2 separate regions of the Homo sapiens genome follow, and region 1 is linked to region 2. The links are chromatin loops, found by intact Hi-C in ENCODE. Cell type or tissue: OCI-LY7. All regions are shown on one strand.

The links. A loop is a pair of places that touch in the nucleus more often than their neighbours do. Peaks named below come from ENCODE experiments on the same cell type or tissue, not always from the same donor. Only the 100,000 strongest peaks of a DNase experiment are listed, where the experiment ranks them.
Region 1: it touches region 2 in a loop (3-fold over the local background); 2 of 110 quality-filtered maps call a loop at or near these places.

What each region holds. Positions count from the first base shown.
Region 1 is chr2:7,564,277-7,572,276 of GRCh38, forward strand. No RefSeq gene overlaps it. Among named protein-coding and RNA genes, the nearest start is that of LINC01871, 160 kb to the right of the region's middle. In OCI-LY7, CTCF peaks have their summits at 3,647 and 3,849; a DNase peak (open chromatin) is centred at 3,575; H3K4me3 peaks cover 1,153 bases; H3K27ac peaks cover 1,870 bases.
Region 2 is chr2:7,830,985-7,838,984 of GRCh38, forward strand. The region is part of intron 1 of LOC105373408 (a long non-coding RNA gene); the gene reads right to left. Among named protein-coding and RNA genes, the nearest start is that of LINC01871, 110 kb to the left of the region's middle. In OCI-LY7, no CTCF peak of the experiment used is centred here; DNase peaks (open chromatin) are centred at 4,397 and 4,847; H3K4me3 peaks cover 1,529 bases; H3K27ac peaks cover 2,479 bases.

The sequences.
Region 1 (8,000 bases), 270 kb before region 2:
CCTGAAAATTGTTAAAAGCGTCTGATGCTGGGTTCATACCCATAATCTCGACACTTTGGGAGGTCAAGGTGGGAGGATTTCTTGAGGCCAGAAGTTTAAGATCAGCCTAGGCAACATAGTAAAACCCCATTTCTACAAAAAAAAAAAAAAAAAAAAAAAAAAAAAACTAGTGTGCACGTTGGTGGGCATCTGTAGTCCCAGCAATGCAGGAGGCTGAGGTGGGCAGACTGCTTGAGCCCAGGTGGCTGAGGCTGTAGTGAACCATAATTGTACCACTGTACTTCAGCCTGCATGGCACAAGGCGACCCTGTCTTAAAAATAAATGGATAAATAAACAAAGAAGAAAAATCCTCTTAGCTGGTCTTCTTGGGGCATATACAACAGAGAGGAGCAGAGAAAGTCATCGTATGTAGAGCTTAATGCCATGTGATTCTCCTCAACTGACAGGAGACGTTATTACTTCTAACATCACCATAAGATTCAATATTGTTTCCAATGTTTTACTCACCATCTCTGTGGAATCATCATATCTGCCCACTGCTTTGTGGTTTGCAGTGACCTCCCCACCACACTTTCCCCATGGGAAGAAGATTCTTCCCTGTCCCGTTCGCATGGGCTCAACCACAGGGCATGCTTCAACTAGATAAATGTGCAAAAGTGTCAAGAGCCATGTAGAAGCTGTGATAGCCATCATCTCGTCTGGTCATGCCATGTTCCCTCTGCCAGGGGACGGGCATATCCTAGATAAGAACTGCTCCTTCAGCCTGGGTCTTGGAAGGAAAAATAGCTGTCAGAGCAGCAGCTGACCTCAGCCAACGTACAACCTTTGCGAAAGGTAAACCTTTGTTGTTTCAGCCTCTGAACTTTGGGGATTATTTCTTTTTCTTGTTATATTGCCCAGGCTGAACTCAAACACCTGGGCTCAAGCGATACTCCTGCCATAGCTTCCTAAGTAACAGGGACTTGGGGTTATTTGTTACTCTTAACAGTAGAACAAAACCATGATAATACAATGAAACTTTCATTTTTAGGCTATTTAATTCCTTGTAAATCATGATTTTGTAGCAGCTGGTATCACCTTGCATAAGCTTTCATTGGATTTATGAAATAATGTCTTGTCTTACTCAGCATGAACTGCTGTGACAAACATCACAGACTAGATGGCTTCAAGAACATTTACCTCTCCTAGTTCTGGAGGCTAGAAGTCTGGAGTCAGGGTGCCAGCCTTGTTGGGTTCTGGTGAGGCTTCATCTGGTTTATAGAAGGCCACCTTCTTGCTGTGTCCTCACTTGGCAGAGAGCTCATCTCTTTTGTGTTTCTTTTTGAGGGCACTAATCTCATTCATGAGGACTGCAACCTCAGGGTCTGATCACCACTCTCAGGCCCCACCTCCTAAGACCATCACGTTAGGGATTAAGGCTTCAACCTATGAATTTTGAGGGGATACTGACTTTCAGTCGGTAGCATGTCTCTTTTGCAGAACATCCAAAGATTATTGATTATACGGGATCATACCTGGAAGGCAACATGCTGAACATAAACTCAGTAATTTACTAATGTAATCTGTATCTCTGCCCATGTCTGCTCTTTATTAATTTTCAGTGACTCAGCTGTGTGTATTTGATGTCTTAGCTCGTGTCAAAGAACGATGTATTTCAAAAGTCTTTCTCTTAAAAATGATTTGTTAAAAAGGAGAAATATTTCTGATGTTGAGCCTTTTCTTCACTTCTGGCTTCAGAGCAGTGAGATGTCCTCTTTTGGTGGCTCTATTAACAATTAACCTTCACATAAATGGCAGCCAACCTTCCCTTTGACACTGTAATTGTTCCATAATTCTGGCTTGAAAAAGACTATTTCATGATCGGCAGCAAACATTTGTTAAACCTCCATTAAGCACCAGGTTGAGAAACAATAAAAATGTACAATTCAGAGCCTACTCTGGGGAAGAACATGCTGGAGCCTTGGAGGCAGAGCAGCCTGGGTGCCAAAGGGAGAAGTCAGGTGAGGCCTCAGGGCCAGGAGAAATTTCACCCCTTTCAAAAATAGGCTCCAGAAGGGCTTCCTGGAAAGCACAGAGGGAAGAAACAGCACCAAGAATGGTGGATGGAGGAGACAGGACTGGAACGTGACGGGAAGGTAAAAAGAAAGTGGGAAAAGAGAAGAAAAAGGACACTTTTCGAGCATCTGCTACATGATGTTAGGATTTACATTTTTTTCCTAATGCAATCTTTAAAGCAAGTCTTATGAAGTGGGCATCATCATGCCCATTCTAAAGACAGAGACATTGAGGCTGATCACTTACTCAATGCCTCACGGCTAGTAAGTGTCCAAGCTATGAGTTCCTGTTCTCTTTGCCTTTCAAGCCGTGGCTTTTGCAATGTGTAATTTTTCTGATCTTTGACCTCTTAAACCACATTACCTACATATCCCTTACAACCTCCCTTGACTGTTGTAAGCCTAAAATGAGAAGTGAGTGTGTGTAACCTCTCAGCTGCAGAGTCTCCACACTGGGCACTCCTTTCTGCCCTTGCACATGCTCTTCCCTCTGCGTGAAAATGGCCACACTGCCCAAGGTAATTTATAGATTCAATGCCATCCCCATCAAGCTACCAATTGGAAAAAACTACTTTAAAGTTCATATGGAACCAAAAAAGAGCCCACATTGCCAAGTCAATCCTAAGCCGAAAGAACAAAGCTGGAGGCATCACGCTACCTGACTTCAAACTATACTACAAGGCTACAGTAACCAAAACAGCACGGTACTGGTACCAAAACAGAGATATAGACCAATGGAACAGGACAGAGCCCTCAGAAATAACACCACACATCTACAACCATCTGATCTTTGACAAACCTGACAAAAACAAGAAATGGGGAAAGGATTCCCTATTTAATAAATGGTGCTGGGAAAACTGGCTAGCCATATGTAGAAAGCTGAAACTGGATCCCTTCCTTGCACCTTATACAAAAATTAATCCAAGATGGACTAAAGACTTAAATCTTCCCTCTGCTTAGAATGCTCCTGTACCTGTTGGCAGTACATGCCAGTTCATGCAGGCTGCAGACACTCTCAGCAACAACATTTGCACGGAAGGGAAAGGACTCTTTGAAAGTTATATGCCATCTTAGATACATTCCTGGCTGTTATCATAGAACGAGTTAAAGCATATCAGTATTTGTAACTCAGCAATACATGCTTTTGTATACTTTGAATGAGAATTTACCATATCTTTTTAAAAGAATCCAATATACATTCTGATTTATCATCTGCCATTGCCCGTTTGTCTTATCTCCCTTTCTGAAATATCCTTTCAAGATGGAAAGTACAGCTGATTACAGAAGGTGTGTTTATAACTTGGTGACAGAGAAAGGAAAGTCAGGCGAGCACTATTGAATCAGATAGTTGGGGGTTTTATTGTGTTCTCTGAGCTACTTTTAATAAACTTTCTTGATACTCAGTAAAAGGATGTGGTCTCCATCAAAAGCTCTTTTCGGTAACCAAATCAACAAGAGGAGAAAAACACACCTACACAGTCCCAGGTGCAGCTGAACTGTGGAGAACTTTGTGAGGGTGCAGGGTGCCTCTGCTCCCACCAGCTCTGAGGGGCTCCCTGGGACCGGCAGCTCACATCTCACACAAAGTCACAGGTGTGTGGCAGCAGCGAGCTTCTTTCAGCTACAAGTTCAGAGGAAAGAGAGTGCACTGCCCTGTGCTCTCCCAACTTAGAATTGCAGCTGTCTTCCAGCTAACACTTTTCTATGCCCACCTCAATCTCAAAGCACTGGCCAAAGTCCAAGTATACTGAGCAGCCCCGAATTCATCTGCCAAATGCCCATCCATCCTCTTAGCCAGTCAAGCATTTGTAGGGACAGGGGTGTAGAGAGGAGGCTGGTTTGGAAAATGAGGCATCGGCTTGGGGTGATGGAGGAGAAGCACATATGACTCTTGCCCAAGGATGGGCAGGACCTCCTTTGCTTGGGGCCATTCCCCGCATTCTCTCATTGAGGTTAAAGAGAAGACACATGTCCTCCTGCCAGAGTCCCATGTTCAATAAATAAAACATGGCTGAGAGACAGGGTGTGGCTCCTGGGAGACTGCTGCTCATTTCTCTTTAGAAAACCCCCCACTGCCGACAACTTTTCTTTCTGTCTCGGAATTCTTCATGCATGTTTTGATGCATCTTTAATTCTATACATGTTATAGTCAAGGTACTTTGGTAGACCCCATGACATGTCAAAATATTGTTTGTCTTTGTCTTAAAGTTGTTATACCTCAGTTTCTTTACCATATAAGAGTGAGCATTTATCTTTATTTATTTTAAGGAGTTATTCAAAGTTATTACATAGATGAAAAGTCAGACAAGCAGGGAGCATGTCTGTTTGGTTGGCCTCTGCTTCATCAGTTCCTAGCTCAGTGCTATGCAAGAAAATACACAACTAATAGATAACTATTCTCTGGTCTGTAGTAGCAGTGATTTAAAAAACAACAGAAAAAGGCTACTCTAGTGTGAAGTGTCAACTCTAATACATTCATTGGCACACTCTGGGTGCTTTCACATATATGACTTCCTTTAGGCTTCATGGTCACTCTGAGAAGTAGGTCTTATGATAGTCGTTTGACAGAGAAATGGGGACTAAGAGAGTTTAAGTGACTCCACAAAAGGCTCAACATTTGTGTTGCAGCCAGAGTTTCAACCCAGACCCTTAAATCTAAGCCCGATGCTGTTCCACCAAGCCATCGTTCTCTTCCAATAGTGAGAAATATACTCTAGCCGGCAGGGTGCGGTGGCTCACGCCTGTAATCCCAGCACTTTGGGAGGTCGAAGCGGGGGGATCATCTGAGGTCGGGAGTTTGAGAACAGCCTGACCAACGTGGAGAAACCCCATGCCTACTGAAAATACAAAATTAGCCAGGCGTGGTGGCACGTGCCTGTAATCTCAGCTACTTGGGAGGCTGAGGCAGGAGAATTGTTTGAACCTGGGAGGCAGAAGTCATGGTGAGCCGAGATTGCACCATTGCACTCCAGCCTGGGCAACAAGAGCAAAACTCCATCTCAAAAAAAGAAAAAAAAAAAAAGAAATATACACTAGTCCACAGGAGGTAAGCACTGCTGGGCTATTCTCTTCACTCTCAGCCAACATGCCTAGTGGAATTCCACTGAGCTGGGGCCTGGCCAATTTGTCCCACACGTATGAGTGATGTTGCCATGCTGGGGGCTATACCTACATTGTTTCATTCTTCTTCAGAATAACTCTTCAAGGTGCCATCACAGCTGGGGCCATCAAAGCTGAACTGCAGGGAAGATCGGCCATGTCCCAGCATCACCCAGCTTTGCCTCCAAAGCTGCTCTCTGAATCACTGTGCTCCCCACACAGCCGCTAACATGTCAGTTGATTTTCAGGCATTGTACCAAAGAGCAGGGGCTTCTCAAGCTTTCCAAGGCCCTGGGGAGGCACTCCCAAACCAGATTTATGCATATAACAATGTAGTGCTCATGGGCCAATAATACCATCACTTCTACAGCACTCATTACATGTTGGCTGTCATTCTGAGTGCTGTAATGCATTCTAGCACATGTGTTCTTTTTCTTTTTTTAATTGAACCATGTTAGTGAATCTCTAGAATTATCACTTTTTGTCATCAAAACATGAGCCATATCACAAGTAAACATTACTTTGTTCTGTATTTTATAATCAGCTCTTATATGGCCAGCATGTGACCAAATGGATAAACAAGGTGATGCCCACGATGATCTCACAGCTTGGAAAGTAGCAGAGTACACTGGTGAGCAACCGGACACCTCATGTACACTGTACCAAGTGCTCTATAAATGTTCCTTCAGTTAGGGGCACCCTGAGATGGAAGGACCCACTGGCCTGGTCTTTTCAAAAGGGATGCATGTAACACTGTTTTGCCATTGATAGGTGCCCTAGGTAGAGAAATTTACCAGTGGGGATTTCAGAATAAAGCAGACAGGTGTCCAAGATGAGTGAGGAGCTCCAAGAGACTGAGCAGGTCACAGATGTTGACAACTGGCAGGACTCTATGTTCGTAGAGGAGATTTGAGCTAGATCAAAAAGGATCCAAATGTCATGCTACAATAGAGCTTTGAATCCAACAAAAACATTTACCCAGTTTCTTTTGAGTGGATAATGTGCTCTCTGGAGGCGAGGGGCAGCCTCCAAATCAATTTAGCAGAGAAGAATTGACGCACAGAGTTTCATCATCACAGCAGGGCAGGCAGCAGCAAGAAGGTTGGACTAGAAAGGAGTTTTACACATTTCTTGTAGCAGCCAAAAGTAAAACTTCCTTTTTCAATGTCTTAAAACTACATTATTTGTATCTTTTTTCTTGGTTTATAAAACATTATAAACATTTTGTAAGAACAGAGAGTAAGGCCAGGCGCAATGGCTCAGGCTTGTAATTCCAGCACTTTGGGAGGCTGAGGCGGGCAGATCATGAGGTCAGGAGTTCGAGACCAGCCTGACTAACATGGTGAAACACCGTCTCTACTAAAAATACAAAAATTAGCCAGCTGTGGTGGCACGTGCCTATAGTCTCAGCTACTTAGGAGGCTGAGGCAGAAGAATTACTTGAACCTGGGAGGCGGAGGTTGCAGTGAGCCCAGATCACACCATTGCACTCCAGCCTGGGTGACAGAGTAAGACTCCCTCTCAAAAAACAAAAAAAGAGATTAAAATAGTGAGTGTCTAGGTACCACTCCCAACTTTATCAACTTCCAATCTGTGCCATGTTATGTTTGCTGCAGATGACTTTGGGGGAAGTTATTATACAGCTGGTGTGGCCCCTGCGTACTGCATGAAATCCTTCTCTCCTGATTCTCCCATGAAGATAATCATTAGCATGCATTTGGTGTTCTTACTCCTACCCAAGTGTTTAAAATCATTTCTAGTTATCGCGATAAAATTTTAAACCATTTTTAGATTTGAAAACTTTTTATAAATGATATCACATTGCATACATATTTTTTTCCACTATCTTTTTTCTAAAGCAACATGTTTTTGACATTTTGGTGTTGATTCATACAGTGCTACTTTGTTCATTTTAAACGTTGACTAGTATTGTTCACAATTTTTTATTCATCTGTTGAAGGGTGCTGTTTATTTTGGTGGAGGAAGGGGGTTGGCAAGGAAAAATGCAACTGTGTGGAACTTGATGTCAAAATCAAGGAACCAGAAGATGCAAAGTATATGTTATAGTGTCCATGAAACCAAGGCATTGGCTGGGTTTAGTGTCAGCTTCCATGGGTCATCTCTCCAATCCTGTGATCTGTTGCTTAAATTTATTTTCACAAAATTGTACCAAGCAGTTGCCTGAAATACTCACAGAGATCAGGAAAATAGTACTTTCACTGAAGAATTTTGCAAAGTTGCTAGTAGGGCTTTAAATTCTATGAGGGTATTAGGCTTACATGGTGGCATATCTGTTTGTTTGGTGAGTATTTGTGACTAAGTTTCTGTAGCTCTATGCCGATATATCTCTGTTATTTCTGTCTAAATTATTTTTCAGGATTATCTTCAACAATAAGTGTCCATTGCTGCATTTGATGAGCAACAGAGGGTGGAAAACACTGATTGTATCAGTGTTGAATACATTATTTTCAACTTTCCTGTAATCTCTGCCCTGGTGTGCTTTAGGCCATTTCAGAGAAATCTAACCTAAGCCATTTGTTTTTTTCTATTACTTTTAAGTGATAGGGATCTCTTTATTCATTCAGGTAAAACTTCTGCAAAATGCAGGAGAAAGCTCCATTCTTTGGGAACTCCTGCATGTCAGACACAAAGTAAATTTTCCTTCTCTCCTCTCTCCATCTTATGGCTTTGAAATAGACAAGTCATTCCCATTTGCATGTGGGAGAAGATGGGGAAAGAGATTAAATTATTTGTATAATGTCATGTAGGTAGAGCAATGTGAAACAAGTACAGTTTCATCTGAGTTTAAAATTATATTTTTAACTCAAACAAGACAATATATTTTA
Region 2 (8,000 bases):
TGTCATTCCCTGATAAGCCTGTCTGTTTTATAAGCTCACCAGGAATTACAGTCATTTTGTATGGACATCTTATGCATCTGGAAATATGAATATCTACCCTCCCCAGGAGTTCCGTGGGGGTGGGGAAGGTGTTTGGTTTTGGTCCCCATTAAACCTAAACCTAATGCAGTGCCTGGCTCATTATAAGAACTTAATAAATATTTATTAAATTAATAAATTATACTCTCATATCATCTGGTTTTTAAAAGATATATCAGGTTTTATTTTTTGTTGTTACTTGGTATCACTGATCTGTAATAAAGCCCAACTCTGCACATATATGTTGTAAAATGTTTGAAATAAGATCACAGGGCGCAGGGGGAGGTGAGAGGGAGTTGGTAGGCATTTTGGTGTGATTTCTAAAATAGGTCCTGGGAAAACACGTGGTAAAATGAAACTTAGAGGCAACTAGGCCACTCATCAAGTCACTGACTCAGGAACTTGGAAGGGCATCTACCGCGTGGAACATCAAACTGTTCAAGGTGAAATAGGTCAATCCTGGGGCTGCTTCTTCGTTTTTGTTTTGTTTTTGTTTCTGTTTTTATATAACCAACTTATTCTCAAAGTTCCCTTATACATTATTCTGTTTCATTTCATTTTGTTTTCATTCTCTTTCACAATTATGGAGATAAGTTGGAAAGGAAAAGTAAGAAGAGATATTCTTTTCAAATTCAGAGTCTTACATGAGACATCTAACATTACTGTCCTGTGAATTCTAAGCAAATTAGAAATAAAATAAGATGATGAAATTTGGGATGGCAGAGAGTCAAAAATTGAGATCCACTCTGGGTCAGAAGAAATGTCTGTAGAATTTCAAGATGTATCAAAGGGAAATCATAATAAGATCCAAATAAACAGGACAAAAACAATACCAGGTATTGCAATTACGCTAACCTAATTAGGATGAATAGTTAAGACAAAATATTTAACTGTTAAATGGGTTTGCAAATCATAAATATAAATATTGTGCCTAGCAAAGGGAATGGTGTGAAAAAAATATAACAAAAACTTAAGTGGGTTGCCGTATTCAATAATTTCCTCAATCATAAATACAGATTGTAAAGAAGACATTCTTTAGAAGACTTCAACTCTTTTGCAGTAAGAAGACTTTGCAAAATTGCAACTGAAAGATTCTACTAGATTATAATTGGTCAAGCTGGTGCTTTACAACCAATCAGAAGGGATAGGCTTCATAAAGTTCTGTAATTTCAGAGATTTCAGAGGAGACTATGTTCATTTCCAGCACACATACATGCACCTTTTCAAGGACACATACTGGCTGTGTTACCAGAAGGAGCATGGAATAATGAAAAAGAATATTCTCTGCCATGTTATTCCTAAAGGATCCTCTGAAACCTCAGGCAATGTATGCCCAGTGCCTGTCCTCAGCACAATGTGAAATTGGCTTTTATTATTAAAGGGCATGGTTCAAGTAGAACACATAGGATGTCCCCTGGGTCAGGGCAATTAAATTGTCCTAGTCAGGAGAAATTAGTTTCTCCTGGATGGCGGATCCAAAATTTAGTTCCAGGTTCCCCAGGTGCCCCCTCTTCTTAGTGATCTCCCTGGAGAGTGCATTCTTATTAAATTTCTTGTGCACAAGTTCTCATATCAAGGTCGGCTTCTAAGGAAACTGCCTTACAAAAGTGACCTGAAAGTCTTATCCATCATACCAATTAGTATTTGTTTTAAGTCAAAGAAATGTATCTCTAATTGTGGAATTGGGTCTATTCACAGAGGTAAAAGAAGGGGTTCCCAAAGGTCCAGAAAACCATCTGACATAACGATTACCACATACAGGTAAAAGGCTTGTCCCATGGGGAAGGCACAGTATGGAAACATGGACTCCGAAAAATAACAAAAGAATAAATAAATAATAGCTAGTCCCATAGTCCAAATGTCAAATGTTAATAAAGTATCACCCAGCATAAGCTGAACTTCATTGTGCTGCTGGTACTGTGTTAGTAAAACCTCCCGTGCAGAGTCACCCTGCCAAAGAGGCAATGTGGGCATGCTGCATTTCAGCAAAGGATGCTTCGGACAGACTCAGGTCCCATCAGCGTCATCACAGTGGCTCCTGATGGGCTCATATGACAGAAATGAAGGAGACGGTTAGAAGAACAAATGATGCTTCTCCAGCAAGGGATACACTATGTGTGTGGCTGAAATCCCAGAGGTTGAAGAATAAACCTGCCTGCCCATCTCACATAGACCTGAGAATGAGAATGAAAATAATGGCCTGAAAGGGTTGAGGTGAAAGATCCACTGTAACAAATGTGGGAGCAAAAGGAAAATGGCCCACGTTAAGCAAAACTCCATGGTCCAAGTCATTTCTGTGCAGGAAGCAAGCCCCTGGGATAGAAGGGACAGACAAACAGAGCCTTGATCTCCTGTTGGAGAATGAAGAAATGACCAAAGATCAGGAGCCAGTGCTATGCAGGATGCAAGACACGGATGTTGTCCACTGTGAATGCTGGTAGACAGTGAAGCTAATGTCCCCTGTCAGAGACTGGAACTGATGCAGCGTGGGAATATCAGAGATGTTAGAATCAATGAGTGCACTGAATAAGAGGTGAGAGGCTTTAAAGAATTGGCAAAGAAAATTCCTCAATAAACATTTGTCCCACTGTAGCACTTTTCTTAAATTAAGGTAAAAAAGGAACTTTTGATGCCACTCAAGGGGGAAATTGTTTTTACAGGTGTGGTTTTCCAGCCCATCACCCTTACTTCCCACACATAGGAAATAGAAGCATGATTTCCTAGTTAACCATTTGATGAAGGATTCATTTTCTGTTGACTTAAGCTCGTAGGTCTTTATCTATGTATGCCCAGCCTGGGCTGACTGGCACTTTATTTTGCTGAAACGAGAAGATATATATTTTATTTATATCTTCCCCCCAGTGCAAGTGACTGAATGTTTGTGTCCCTCAAAATTCATGTGTTGAAGTCTTAACCTCAGTGTGATGGTACTAGGAGGTGGGGCCTTTGGGAGGTAATTGGGAGGTAATTAGGTCATGAGGGTATATCCCTTATGAACAGGATTAGTGCCGTTATAAAGGGACCCCAGAGAGTTCCCTTGCCCTCTTTTGGCCATGTAAGGGCACAATGAGTAGTTGGCAGTCTGCCACTCAAAAGAGAGTCTTCATCAGCACCCCACTATGCTGGCACTCTGATCTTGGACATCTCAGCCTCTAGAGCTCTGAAGAATAAATTTCCATTGTTTATAAGATACCCAGTCTATGGTATGTTGTTATAGCAGCCTGAACTCTGACAATAGATAATATTAACTCTCCACTATGGTCTGTAGCTGAAAACAGCCATGTGGGTCTAGGGTACTGTTTCTCCAATATTGCCTGAAGACCATCTGCATCAGCTACCTGCTTAGCTGGAATGGGAGACGTTTGACTCCCTTCCCAGACACAATGAAGCAGAATCCACCTAGTGGGCTCAGAGCTCTCCATTGTTAATCAGAACCCCCTGTTGATTTCATGTATTAGGCTTTGGGAATTTCATGTCTATCTGAGAAATATTATTACATATACCTGAAAATTGGTATTTAGCTTGCAAACTGCTATAACGGTAATATATGAATATGACATCTGTTTACATTTTCTACATTTTGTGGATAGGAACTGTTAACTTCTAACTTCCCCCAAAAGGGCACCAAAACAACCCATTGATATAGTAAAGCTGAGTTTACTGCTTGCTGCAGCAAGGAATCCACTAAACCATTATGACAGCATCTAAATAGCATCTGAGGGGAGTTCTATGGTTTTGGCGAGGGTTGAGTTTCTGTTTTAAGATAAGTCTTTTCATGCTATTAGGAATGGGCTAATTGGGATTATGTAAAGCGCATGCATTATAGTTTGGGACCAGTGGGTGCAGCAAAAGGAGACTTTGAAGAAAGTTTCCAAGAATAGGCCATTGTTTGGTGAGAAAACAGTTATTTACTGAGACTAGTTAAGCAATCTATTGCCTGAGATGGGGATAAGGACTCAGTTGACAAGTCTATTCTCCAGATAAATATATTTTTGAGAAGACCCAGATACCATAAAGTAATTTGTAAGTTTATCATCTCGGCAAAGGTTTCCTAGAAGAGAAAAATTACATTAATATAGACAGTCAAAGGCTAAAGTCTTGCTAATGTGGACAGTGAACTGTAGAGTTGCAGATGCCTTAAGTTCGTCAAATTGGGAGTTGGAGTTGCCTGTGTCTTATTAACTCTATGGAATGTTCTGTTGGCTCTGTATCAGTGTCAGTGGAGTAAGACCCAGACTGCAATTTCAGGAAGGAAATCAGACCTGAACCTGGCACTCAGAGATGCTCTTCCAACTGGCGTTAAGCAGAAATAAATAGAAGACAGGATATGCTTCATTGCGTCTCTCAGGTCTAATGTCTGTGGTAATAGGATAAAGGAAATTGAAATGTTTGGTCTCTGATTTCTCTGTGGGAAAGGCTGGAGAATATTTCATTTTTGAGATGTGCTACTGGTCAAGGACTTGCTTTGTCACATCACTATTGTGGCTGCAAATTTCAGGGTTGCTATATTTTTTAAGCAACATCATCACCCAAACCTGGTACACTTTATTTATCACTGCCTGTGAACTTGGATGGACAAGAGCGATCTTAGTTTATTTTTTGTTGCTATAAAAAAATACCTGAGGCTGTGTAATTTAGTTCATAAAGAGGTTTATTTAGCTCATGGTTCTGCAGGCTGTGCAAGAAGAATGGCAGCAGCATGTGCTCGGCTTCTAGTGCGGCCATTTGTGCTGCACTGAAGCATGACAGAGAAGTTCAAAGGGGAAGTGGGAACATGCAAGTGCAAACAGAGACCGCACCTGATGGGCTTCCTGCCTTTATAACAACCCGCTATCCGGGGAATTAATTTGTTTCTCAAGAACAAATCCAGTCTTAGGAGAGCCAGAACTCACTCACTACCCTGAGCCAACACCTCCCACGACACTGGGGATCAAATTTCAACTTGAGATTTAGTGGGGACAAACAAACTATATCCAAACCACAGTAGTAGCTAAGCATATTATTGAGAAGGGAAATAAACCAACGTAACTAATGAGCTAACTTCAGAGTGGGATTGGTAGGTAAACTTAAGTAATATTTGGTCCTCACTTATTTCATAACTCTAGGTCATAACATCAAAGAGCCATTAATTCACAAAGGCGTGACCTGTACTCTGCATGCCTGAACTTTGAATAGTAGTTACAAAGAAAAAACAGAGTGTGCTTGGAGAATGTGTCTATGCAGGCGGCTATAGGATTTTCTTATATTCCAGAGATGTTATGACCTACGTGAGGATAGCAGTACCTTGATGAATCCTGGATGTGGCAGCTGAGATAAACAGGATGGCAAAGAACAAAATTGCTGGAAGGTGTTTGCAGGAACAGTGTTTCCCCAAGTTTTCATGTAATGGTACACATAGAAAGTAGTGGTATTTATAAAATCTACTGGTCAGGTTCAGGAATTTCTGCCCTGAGGACAGGAGAATCAATAGCTCAACAAACCTATGCACATTCAAGAACTCAGGTTGGAAAGCTCTGATCTAGAACAAAAGAGTTTCTCTCTGGATCTGCATCCGCATTCCACCATCAGAGAACAGGAGAGGAGATAGAATCTCAAGTTCAAGAACATTCACGGAACCCCATTTTTAGGTGGAAAATGGTAGCTTGATTGCTTTAAAAATGATATAGATGGAAGAAAGGCTCTGCTTCTGGTTGATTGAGTTACTTTTTTTTTTTTTTTTTTTTTTTTTGTAAGTTGGCCTTTCTCTGTCACTGGAGAGGTGAGAAGGAAACTCCATTGCTGTAGTGGGCTTAGGGAACAGGGGAAAACTTTGCCTTGATCTTACATCTGCTGAATAAAAGAAGAAACCCCTTTGTGGCCATTGAAATTTCATTTGGTTTGGGGGATTAAGGCCTCAGCTTGTCATCTAAGTTGCCATTGTTTGGTGCAAGATCAAATGCACAGCTGGATAGTTTGGGAAAACTGAAGCTAGAGCTCCATGTCCTCACTTTCTCACCAAACAGTGGCTTTTACAAGCACTCATTGCTGCTTGGGTTCGGGGGGCATGCAGAAGGAATGCTGATGCCTACGTCTCCGAGGCTTGACCCAGGGAGGAGACATCATGCGATTACCAATAAGCTCCTTCAAACTGAGAGCCCGTAGGATGCCACCATCACTGACAACGGCTACTTGGGTTTTCATTGCTTGGAGAAGACAATTGCTGTTCATTGTGCCCATTGAGCAGACATGTTTGTGGGCATGCAAGAAACAGCATATAGTAATCCTTGGACTTGATTATATGCACATTCTTTTTTCCTTTTTAATTACAGTAGTCTTCTGTGACACAAGTGGCACTTCTGTTACTCTCCTGAAGGAGGACCCTCTGAATCACCCTCGAGGACAGGCACTTGCTCTGCACAGACTTCCCTGTTTGGAGAGCCGTCTGTGCATCCAGCTTCCCACTCTCCCCAGGCACCAAACAATGAGGTTCTGTCTAAGGCTTCTTGAATTTGTCAAACCAGGACAGTAAGGAACTGAATTCTATGACAGCAAGTGTTTTTAGAAACAAAAAAATGAAGGTCAAACTTGGGTATTCTAATTCATTTTCTTCAAAGCAACTAGACATGGTAACAAAGATCTCTCTTTTTCTCCTAGACACACACAGAGACCACACTTAGTGAGAAGCAACATTAAAATTGCTTACACAAATTTCTATAAAAGCAGGCTTTGAAGCTTCAAGTCATTGCACTGTCCTCAGTCCATGATATTTGATTCCCTTTTCTTTACATACAATTTCAGTAAGTAAATTTAGTATATATGTACACATGCATATTTATACATTTTATTTCACACAAAAATCCTGTGAGCTGGTTGTAATGATTAATGTTATGTGTCCACTTGACTGGGCCACAGAATGCCCAGACATTTGGTTAAACGTTATTCTGGGTGTATCTGTGAGGGTGTTTTGGGGTGAGATTGACATGTGAATTGGCAGACTAGATAGAGAAGACTGTCCTCCCTACATTGGGTGGGCTTCATCAGTCAACTGAAGACCTGAACAAATATCTGAGTGAGAAGGAATTCCCCTGCCTAAGTGGCTGTTTGGGATGTTAGTTTTTTCCTGCTTTCAGATTCTAATTGAAAAAATGGCTCTCCATGGATCTCAAATCTGCCAGCTTTTGGACTAGAACTCACAACATCAGAAGGTTCTCCTGGTTCTCAGGCCTTTGGATTCTAATGAGAACTATATCACTGAACTCTCCTGAGCCTCCAGTTTGCCAATTGCACAAGCCAATTCCATATATATATATGCACACACATACATATACGTGTGTGTGTGTGTGTGTGTGTGTTTCTCTGGAGAACACTGACTAATACAGTGGTATTATTCTTCCCATCCTAAAGAGCTCAAAAAGGCTTTGTGGCACCCTAAAGTCACGTAGCTAGCAAGCTACATCTAGTATTCAAATTCAGTGCTTTTCCCATTTCACCGCAGCTGCCATGATATCAAAGCCCCAGCCCCTCTACTGTAAGGTGTCCAGACCATGTGACTGTCTGCAAATCTGGTACAAATGCAGGGTTCCCTGAAGGTAAACGTCCACAATCCAACAACTCCACTCTCCCCAGGCATCTCCTTTAGAAACACACACCCCTACTCATCAAGAATGATTGATTTGTCTTCTCAGTATCTGCATTTTCCCTGAGCATGTGTCCAGCTCTTACTCATAAATCCTCAAGCACCACCGCTAAACATAAGAGAGGGACCCCACTTCGTCACCCCAGAGGAATCCCAAGGCCCGACTGGGCACAAACATGCTTACTAACCTCATGCACACAGTTACCACATGATTCATAATCCAAAATAAGACCCTTTGGAGAAGAGAGTGGAGAGGTGCTATAAATCCCAACACTAGGACAGCAGATATAAATGGTGACTCTCCTGG